3 separate regions of the Mus musculus genome follow, and all the other regions are linked to region 1. The links are chromatin contacts, found by Hi-C or POLR2A ChIA-PET in ENCODE. All regions are on one chromosome and are shown on one strand. The core of a region is the stretch at or near the end of the contact, and the rest is flanking DNA. Distances in the headings are between cores, read along the strand shown. Region 1 holds the start of Golm1 (golgi membrane protein 1). Region 2 holds the start of A230056J06Rik (RIKEN cDNA A230056J06 gene). Region 3 holds the start of Etohd2 (ethanol decreased 2).

What was found. A loop is a pair of places that touch in the nucleus more often than their neighbours do. ChIA-PET counts read pairs that join two places held with the same protein, here RNA polymerase II (POLR2A).
Region 2: a loop to region 1 is called in a map of heart, with 1.9 times the contacts of the local background. The contact joins the promoter of A230056J06Rik here to the promoter of Golm1 in region 1. A Hi-C loop is called at or near these places in 1 of 37 maps with a recorded cell type or tissue (heart). POLR2A ChIA-PET finds 5 or more read pairs at or near these places in 1 of 5 experiments (Patski).
Region 3: POLR2A ChIA-PET joins it to region 1 with 10 read pairs in Patski. The contact joins the promoter of Etohd2 here to the promoter of Golm1 in region 1. POLR2A ChIA-PET finds 5 or more read pairs at or near these places in 3 of 5 experiments (Patski and embryonic stem cell).

Annotation. Positions count from the first base shown.
Region 1 is chr13:59,674,452-59,677,151 of GRCm38, reverse strand. It overlaps Golm1 (golgi membrane protein 1), which reads left to right and starts at 1,368. Exons shown (of 10, transcript NM_001035122.2): 1 at 1,368-1,425.
Region 2 is chr13:59,583,763-59,586,524 of GRCm38, reverse strand. It overlaps A230056J06Rik (RIKEN cDNA A230056J06 gene), which reads left to right and starts at 1,302. Exons shown (of 2, transcript NR_045633.1): 1 at 1,302-1,400. It overlaps Naa35 (N(alpha)-acetyltransferase 35, NatC auxiliary subunit), which reads right to left and starts at 1,192. Exons shown (of 23, transcript NM_030153.2): 1 at 1,066-1,192; 2 at 244-372. The coding sequence starts at 367.
Region 3 is chr13:59,768,607-59,771,419 of GRCm38, reverse strand. Etohd2 (ethanol decreased 2) reads right to left here and starts at 1,454. Exons shown (of 2, transcript NR_015349.3): 1 at 1,074-1,454; 2 at 1-493. Isca1 (iron-sulfur cluster assembly 1) reads left to right here and starts at 1,631. Exons shown (of 4, transcript NM_026921.4): 1 at 1,631-1,796. The coding sequence starts at 1,716.

The sequences.
Region 1 (2,700 bases), core at 119-2,618:
CACTCTGGGAAGCTGATTCTGGATTAATAACCTCAAGGTTTCAGGCACTTCCTCCACCGGTGCAGGTCTGGGTGTTTTCTAATTATAAACCACTGGGTAGGAGTGTCCTTAACAACTTCCCTCTGCTCTGAGAGTCCTGTCTAGAAAAGCTTGTCTTAGTCACCGATCTTTTTTTTTTTTTTTTTTTTTTTTTCTCGAGGCAGGGTTTCTCTGTATAGCCCTGGCTGTCTTGGAACTCACTCTGTAGACCAGACTGGCCTCGAACTCAGAAATCTGCCTGTCTCTGCCTCCCAAGTGCTGGGATTAAAGGCGTGTGCCACCATGCCCCACTGTCACCGATCTTTTGTTGTGAGGAGATACCATGACCAAGGCAACTTATAGAAGAAAGGATGTAATTGGGGGCTCATTAGTTTCAGAGAGTCAGTTCATGACCATCATGGTGGGGACCGTGTCAGTAGGCAGGCATTTGTTGGAGCTGTAGATCTTACATCTTATCCACAACCACAAGCCAGAAGGCTGGGGAGACTAGACCTGGCTTGGCTTGGGTTTGTGAAACCTCAAAGCCCGCTCCCAGTGACACACACACACACACACACACACACACACACACACACACACCTACCCCAACAAGGCCACGCCTCCTAGTCCTTCTTAAGCAGTTCATTAACCAGGAAGCAGACGTTCAAATGTATCAGGTAATGGGGTGGGGGTGGGGCATTCTAAGCCAAACAACCACAAGTTGTCTCTTGGGAAAACAAAATAGAGAACATTTTCCATCTCAGCGTTGGGATTACATGCATGATTCCAGTCACTGCTCAAGTGTTTATTGTTTATTCAAGAAATGCTCAGGGTAGAACAGGTTTCCTTACCTAGAGAGGAAAATTGGGACGCCTTGAAAGAGAGATTCTTCTACAACCCTAGCCATGCATTAAGAAAGGGAGACTTAGAAGGGCCTGAGCAAGTGGGGGCCGGAGTGAGAAAGAAAAAAAGGGGGGGGGGGCGGGGAGGCTTAAAACGTGTGATTGACACCAGTGTTCAGGGTCAGAATTTAGGACCGTGCATGGCAATAACCAATGATTGGTAAATATCGTCAGAGTTAAGAATTCGGAGGCAGAGGTCGGAAAGGCTCCGTGAGTTCGAGACCAGCCTGTTCCATACAGCGAGCTCCAGACCTGCCTGGGTTTTATAGAGAGAGCTGTCCGGAAAGACAAAATCCTGCTTCTCCGCAAGTAACCTCAGGGGTCACCATTGGCAGTGTGGCGGACAGGGAAGACTGCGGGGCGGAGAGCTGGAGGAGGAGGGCGGCGCCGAGGGGCCGGGGCCAGGGCTGCGGCTCCGCCGGAAGTGCCCGCCCGCCCGCTCGCCTGAGACGTCCTCGGCAGAGACCGCGCGGACGAGCGGACGGAGCGCCTCGCTGCCCCGCAGGTGAGCTCTCCCGTGGGATGCAGCGCGGCCACCGCCCGCGCCTCTGCTCCCGCTCCTCGCTTCTCTTCTCGGCCGCCGCCTCCTCCCCTCGCCTCCCCCGCTTCTCCGTCCCTCCCTTCCTCGTCATCTCTCTTTCCCTCTCCTCCGACTGTCTTCCCTCTCGTCCTCTCCTCCCTTTCTTTTCTCCTCCTCCTGCCCTCGTCCCGCCCCGGCAGACCCTGCAAAGTGGCCCCTGAGTCCCCCGGGTGCAGGGTCGGTCGCCAGCCACCGGCAGCTGCAGCCGGCTTTCTAGGATGCTTCTTGCCTGGGTGGAACACCCTAACAACTTTTGCTCTGTTCTGGGAGCAGTCGCTGGGATTTTGATACTCTTTTCTGCACTGTATTTAAAACCGTTAGAGGTTACTTTAAGAATGTAAAACAAGATCGGGAAACAGTCCCAGTTTTGAGGAGTTCTTCCTAGCAATTTACGAATAGTGAGGTCGGGAAAGTCTGTGTGTGGGCTAGCCGTTTTCCGCTATCATCTCAACGTGTGCTAATAACTTTTTTTCTGTTTTGACTTTCAAGACTTGAGGCTTTCTTTGTCTGGTTAGGGGGTCTCAGGGCCTTACATTTTTTTTTTCACATACCTAGGAACATTCGTTCTTCAGGAGCGGGAGTGGAGTGACGTGCACACCAGTTTGCTGAGCCGCTTAGCGCAGTGCAATGGCTGAGCGTGTATGAATGGCCATCTCTTGGGTCGCTTGGACAGTTAGTTGTATTTCCGAAGGTGAGGGCTGGAGGCCTGGGAAGCCACAAGCCTTGTCACTGGGCGTCCCAGCTATCGTTAGTCATCTTAGAGAAGCATTCAACCAAGTCCCAGCTACTGGCAAGAGTCCTTTTCCTTTGCAAAGAGAAAACCGTAGTCAGTGTGAAGACTCGTCAGGCACACGCTCCTGAAAGTGTTACTGGACAGTAAATGGAATTCTTAGGAAATGTTAAGAAAATATGTTGGGGTTTTAGGCACCAGTTCTGTCTCTTAAGGAACAATTATTACATTCTGCACATTTTTTTTGCACATTTGTACAATTTTACACATTGAAATGAATGAGTTTTGTACAATATAAAATGAAAGAAATGTTGTTTGCATGGGATCCTGGGGTGGGAGTGGGGGCAGGTGGAGGGTTGGGGTATGATACACTGTGACTTTTTTTTTTTTGGCTGTTAAACCTTGAAATCCATCTGCTTTTTAATTACTGGTGACAAGCCTAGTTACTGGTGGGGGTTGGGAAGGATTCG
Region 2 (2,762 bases), core at 53-2,552, 91 kb after region 1:
AAGAGGAGCAGGAAACTCAAGGTCATCTCCACAACAAGAACATTGTCAGCCTGGGCTACAGGACACGTTCTCAAAAACAAAACGACAAATCTGAGTAAAAAAAAAAAAAAAAAAAAAATCACAAGGTTGTCTTTCTTTTTTTTCTTATTCTTTCTTTCTTTCTTTTTTTAAGTCAAAGTTGAGAAAACCTCATGTATCCTGCCCCAGGCTTTGAACCAAAAAGCCCCCAAATTCAAAACTCACCTCGACAAGCATCTTCAAAATCCTGGGTTATGTCCACCCAGCTTGTGCTACTTTTTTCCATTTTTTCCGGGACCCCGAGCTCCCATCCCGAAGCATCGTCGTCTACAGTAGCTTTCATAACCATGATGCCTGCAAAGGGAACATTGGTGTGAGGCTGGGAATATAGCTTTGGCAGGCACAGGAGCTGCAAAACTGCCCCAAGTGTTGGGTGAAAGACTTCCAAAACTCTGCAGGCAGAACGCCTTTGAATTCTGCAAAAACAAACAAACAAAACCCAACCACCTAGCTTTGAGCAACCTGACCTCACATAAACCGGGCTGCTGCTCCCGCACTGATTCGCACTTGCCAGGACTCACAACTTCTTCCAATCCCTCCAGAGATCTTCAAGCATCCCAGCCCAAGACTACAAGTCCGGAGACGCCGGCTGTCAAGCCCGGCCTCCGGGAATCAGAGCCACCCTCAAAGCTCGGCAGCGACCGAGCATCCTTCACCTGGCGGGCTTCGCAAGACCAGGGCCTTGCCTCGCCCTGCAGGCGCCTCCGCAGAGACCCTGGCCCACCGCGGGCCGAGCGCCACTGAGACCGAGATCGAGGCGGAGACCGGTCCACGCGGGGAACCGGCAGCAGGCGGCCCTCGTCGCCCGGGCGACACGGGCACAGCCCGGCCTCCCGGCGCGCGCCCTCGGCTCCGACCCGAGGCGCGGCGAGGAACCGGCCGCCGGTGCCCACTCCCTGAGATCCGCCACGGCGGACTTCGGGGTCGTACCGGCCCCACTTGGGCCACCCCGGATACTTTCCCACGACCACCCGCGTCAAAACGCACCGTCCGCGCCACGGAGATAACGACACCGACAATACCGTCGCCGCCGCCGCCCCCTCCCCTCGCAGCCCCGCCCCGCCGGCCGCGTGCACGCATGCGTACGCCCTGGGCGCGCGCTCCCGGCTCCCGACTTTCGGGACTCCGCGCACCGACCACGCCCCCTCCCTCACCTAGGCCGCCGCATCCGGGTAGGCGCGCATCCTCTCTTCTCGCGGGATTATAGCACATCGCGAGACCGGAAACCATGCACCATTTTCCTCCCCTCCGGCCGAGACCCGGCCGTGGGCGGAACCCAGAGAGAGGCGGAGCCTGGAGTGCTTCCTGGGAAACTCTTTAAGGTGACTCAAGGGTGAAGGGGAGGGGTAGGGCTTCCGGGGAGGGGCCAGCTGCCGGCCGTATTGCTGTTTTGTGGTTGTGCAAACTGACCTTATTTATTATGTCTTGCATTCAGCGCGCAAGCACTTTGTAAAGGAAAGAAAAATAAGACATTTACATCGAGCTTGCTAGCACGTTTCTTCCAAACTCAGATGTTTTAGTTTTATCTTAATAATCCTGACATAAAGTAGATTGGGTGTGGATGTGGGTGGTGTTTGGAAAGGAACCCAGGTCCTTTAATTAATGAAAAAATAAAAATATTTAAAAAGGACACGACTGCTTCTAAGTATGGTGGAGGAGAAGGTTGAGTGTAGGTATGAAGGAGAGCATAGCCAGAGTCAGACATCCAGAAGGGTCCAGAGGGAATGTGACCCTGAGCCGGCTCACGGGAGGAGAGCAGAGAGGAGAGCGGGGAGACCAAGGGGCCAGGGGAAGGGGTAAGAGAAGAACCAGGTAACCAAAATGTCTGCGAAGGCAGCTGGGGGGCAGTGCAGCCCAGCCCCTGTGCTGGAGTAAGGGGGCCGGGTATGCCAGCCATAGCTTCTACCAGGTAGAGACTGGGATTCTAGGAGAACGTTCCGTTCCGCCTATACATGTTAAATAGGTATCTCCGTTAGCATTTGTCCCAGGGTTGAGAGCTAACACTCAGTAAGAGTACACAAGCAATCTGTCATTGGGCTGTATCCTCGGACTTCATGTTGATTGTTTAAATTTTTTAAAAATTGTTTCCCCCATGGAGTGTATTTCCTGAGGACAAGAACTTTGTTTTCGTTTAAATTGCCCTAAAAACGTAAGGCATGTAGTTAGTTCTCCTTAGAAGAGGAGAATGAGTAAAGAAATCGCACAAACTGGTTTAATGACCTTTTGAGACTCCAGAAGAAACCTAGAAAAATGTGAACAGGGTTCATCTGATTTGTTCAATATTGTGTATAAGGGCGTGACAAACACTAATTTGATAAAGATTCATGGAGGGGGCGGCTGTAGAGATGGATCATAGGTTAAGAGTGCTTCCTGTTCTTCCACAGAACTTAAGTTCCATTCCCAGGACCCACTGGAGGTAGCACAGCTACCTGTAAGTGTGGTCCAGAAGTGCACTGGCATACGGGTGCTGTACACTCAAGTAGACACATAAATAGATCTTTTTAAAAAATAAGAGGATATATGGGCTTGAGAGATGACTCAGTGTTTAAGAGCACCAATTGCTCTTCCAGAGGTCCTGAGTTCAATTCCCAGCAACCATATGGTGGCTCACAACCATCTGTAAAGGGGTTTGGTGCCCTCTTCTTGTGTCTCTAAAGACAGTTACAGTGCACCCATAAATATAA
Region 3 (2,813 bases), core at 205-2,704, 94 kb before region 1:
GTGCCACGCCTACTGAAAAAGCGCTTAGTGTTGTTTATCCCTCTGCCCCTAGAACGGAGAAGAAATACGCAGCCAGGCCAATCTTTATACCTGGTAGTTATTTTCTACTTGGATGTTTTGTCGGTTGTTGAGGGAGAGGAGTGTACTTACCCCTAAAATTAAACAGAATTGTCATGTTTTCTTCTAGCCTTAAAAAGGTTTCCTACATTTTGATTCTTAAAAAAAATTCTGCCCAGCAGCCTGGTGTTTTTGATGGCTTATACTGATACCATTAGACAAGTGAGGCACGCTTCTCAGCGGATAAGATAGCAGGCTCGCAGCCATGGCCAAGTCAAAGCTTCCTCTGCAAGCGATCGCAGGGCCAGGGCCGATGCCCTGTTCTGTTCTAAAACAGCGGAAACTCAGAATCCAGTTTTTACAGCAGGAGTTCTGAACACCCGATCTTCACCTTCTAACAGTCTCTTGCTCACTGTGAACTGCTTTGGCAAGCTTCCTGGTAAAAGATGTAAAAGATGTGTTTTCAGTGTACAGAGAAACCCTGTCTCGAAAAACCAAAAAAAAAAAAAAAAATCAGTCTGTTTTTCTTTTGCTTCAAAGGTGGCTTCTATCTTAAGGAGAGGATATCTTCCCAAGTGGAACAAAATCCTTGCAAGAGAGAGATCAATGACCGAGTGGGGTTCACAGTTTTCAGACACTAAAAATAGAGTTGAAAACATGGTGTGCCCACTCTTTGTAAAGCTATGAAGAAAGGGTCAGAACATTTTCTTAGCTCCTGGGCAGGTCTAGGCAGAATGTACAATGTCTGTCTTACTCTGTCAGTGTTCCAGCATGGCAAAGTCCCCATTTCGGACGGGGAAACTGCCCCTTCTAGTCAGACCAGTGAGATCGCACTGGAAAAGAAAACACTTGTTCTTTCCGTCTAGACCTGAGGCCGAATCCATTTCCCTCCCTCGGCCTTCCTGGAACCATAAGGGGGCGATCAGGGGTAGCAAACCCCTCAGTACTCCCCACGCCCACCCAGTTCCCGCACGGGGCCAGCTGCTGCTCCGAGATAAAGGAGCTCCCGTTCTTACGTCATCACGGGCCGCGAAGGAAGCCGAGGCGTGGTGACAGGCGCACAGCTAATCAAATGGGACCGGCTAGCAGGAAAGGCTAGCCAAATGTGCACGGGGCCCGGGATCGGGACTCAAGAACCGATGCTAACGTAGCGCCCAGGGCGCTCGCTCTCAGAGGCTCGGATAGAGCCACCATGCCCGTGCTTCCATGCGAGGCTGGTAGCTACGTACGTGCTCAGTTTTCTTGACACAAACTGCTACACAAGAGTGACATTTCAATAACTGGAAACCTGTCGTATGGTGTCTACCCGCTTGCTTTACTATCGAAGCAGCTCCAGAGTCACAGAGCCGTGTCCCCACTTCCGGGGGGTCTGTCGTTAGTGTACGCCATACGGAAGGAGCCATCCCACTTCCGCTAGCGCAGTGACCGCGAAGCCCGCAAGGTCACAGGTCACCTCCCTTGCCTCGTCAGTGATGACGGCCAATCGGCCCGGCCCGTCACTCACCCGGACTGTCCAATGGTGGAGCGGGACGGGCGACGGGAGGCGGGGCCTGTGGCGCCTGCGCAGGAGCTTGTGGCGTCAAAGTGCCCGCCGTGTCCATGGAGAGAAGTTGAGTCCCCACGCTCCAGCCGGAGGCTGCGGGTGCCGCGACGTGGACATGTCGGCGTCGTTGGTCCGCGCCACCGTGCGGGCTGTGAGCAAGAGAAAACTGCAGCCCACGCGGGCGGCCCTCACACTGGTGAGTCACCTCGGCGTCCGCAGGGAGGTGGTGGCGGCGGCGGCCCGGGGTGCAGAGCGAGCCTGGACGCGGACTAGGGTCTCCCGGCGGGCCGCGCGCGGAGCTCGATGGGGCGGACGGGCTGTGTGCGCTGCCACCGGGCGGCCGGGGCGGAGGACGGCAGTTTGCCGCCGAGGTCACGGCGTTCCCGGAGAAAGGTCACACAGGGAACGCCGCGGCTCCGCATAACCTCCCAGGAGGCGTCAGCCCCAGAGGATCGGGACAGCGTGAGACCGGGATTCATTCGGTCCAGACGCCACCGCGGAATCCGCTCCACCCAGAGTCCTAAGAGGGGCTCTTGCCAATAGTTAGTTGAAGCAAAATAGAAGGGAGTCGTGAACAAGTGAGATAATCTGTTTATAGGATAGGTCATTGTTTGGCCCTTCAGTTTGCCCCAGTAATCACACTGCATTCTGTGTTGCTTTTCCCTCCGGGACCAGCTAGTTTTCGTCACCGCAGGTATGTCATGGATTCTAGGATTGTGCAAACTATGCTCATCTTACTGAGAATAGAGTAGAATCCTCCTACAAGTAATAAATTCCAGAAAAGTCGAGCACAGGATAGGTGGTGGTTGTTATTGTCGTTGTTTGCTTGCTTAGTTTTGTTTTGTTTTTTTTTTTAATCACCATTTGGCCTATTGCATGTTACTTGGGAAATTTCGACCCGCCCCTTCTCACACCCCCCCTCTGCCCCCGTTTCTACCTCATAAGCATACATTATCATGATCCGCTGTTTTTCATGAGAAGAAATAATTGAGTTGCCTGGCTCGCACCCTCCGTAGGCCATTCCTTCCAGGAGTAACATCTCATTTGCACAGTCCTGGCCTGTGTCGTGCTTTGTAATCTTCTGTTTCGTTATGTATAGTAGATCTCAATTCACACCCTCTGCCGCGCTGCCTAGCTCAGCTGTAGAGTCTGTGGTGTTAGGCTTGGTCCTAGAATCACCTTTCCCTGATTTTCATAGGCACAGCTGTTGGCA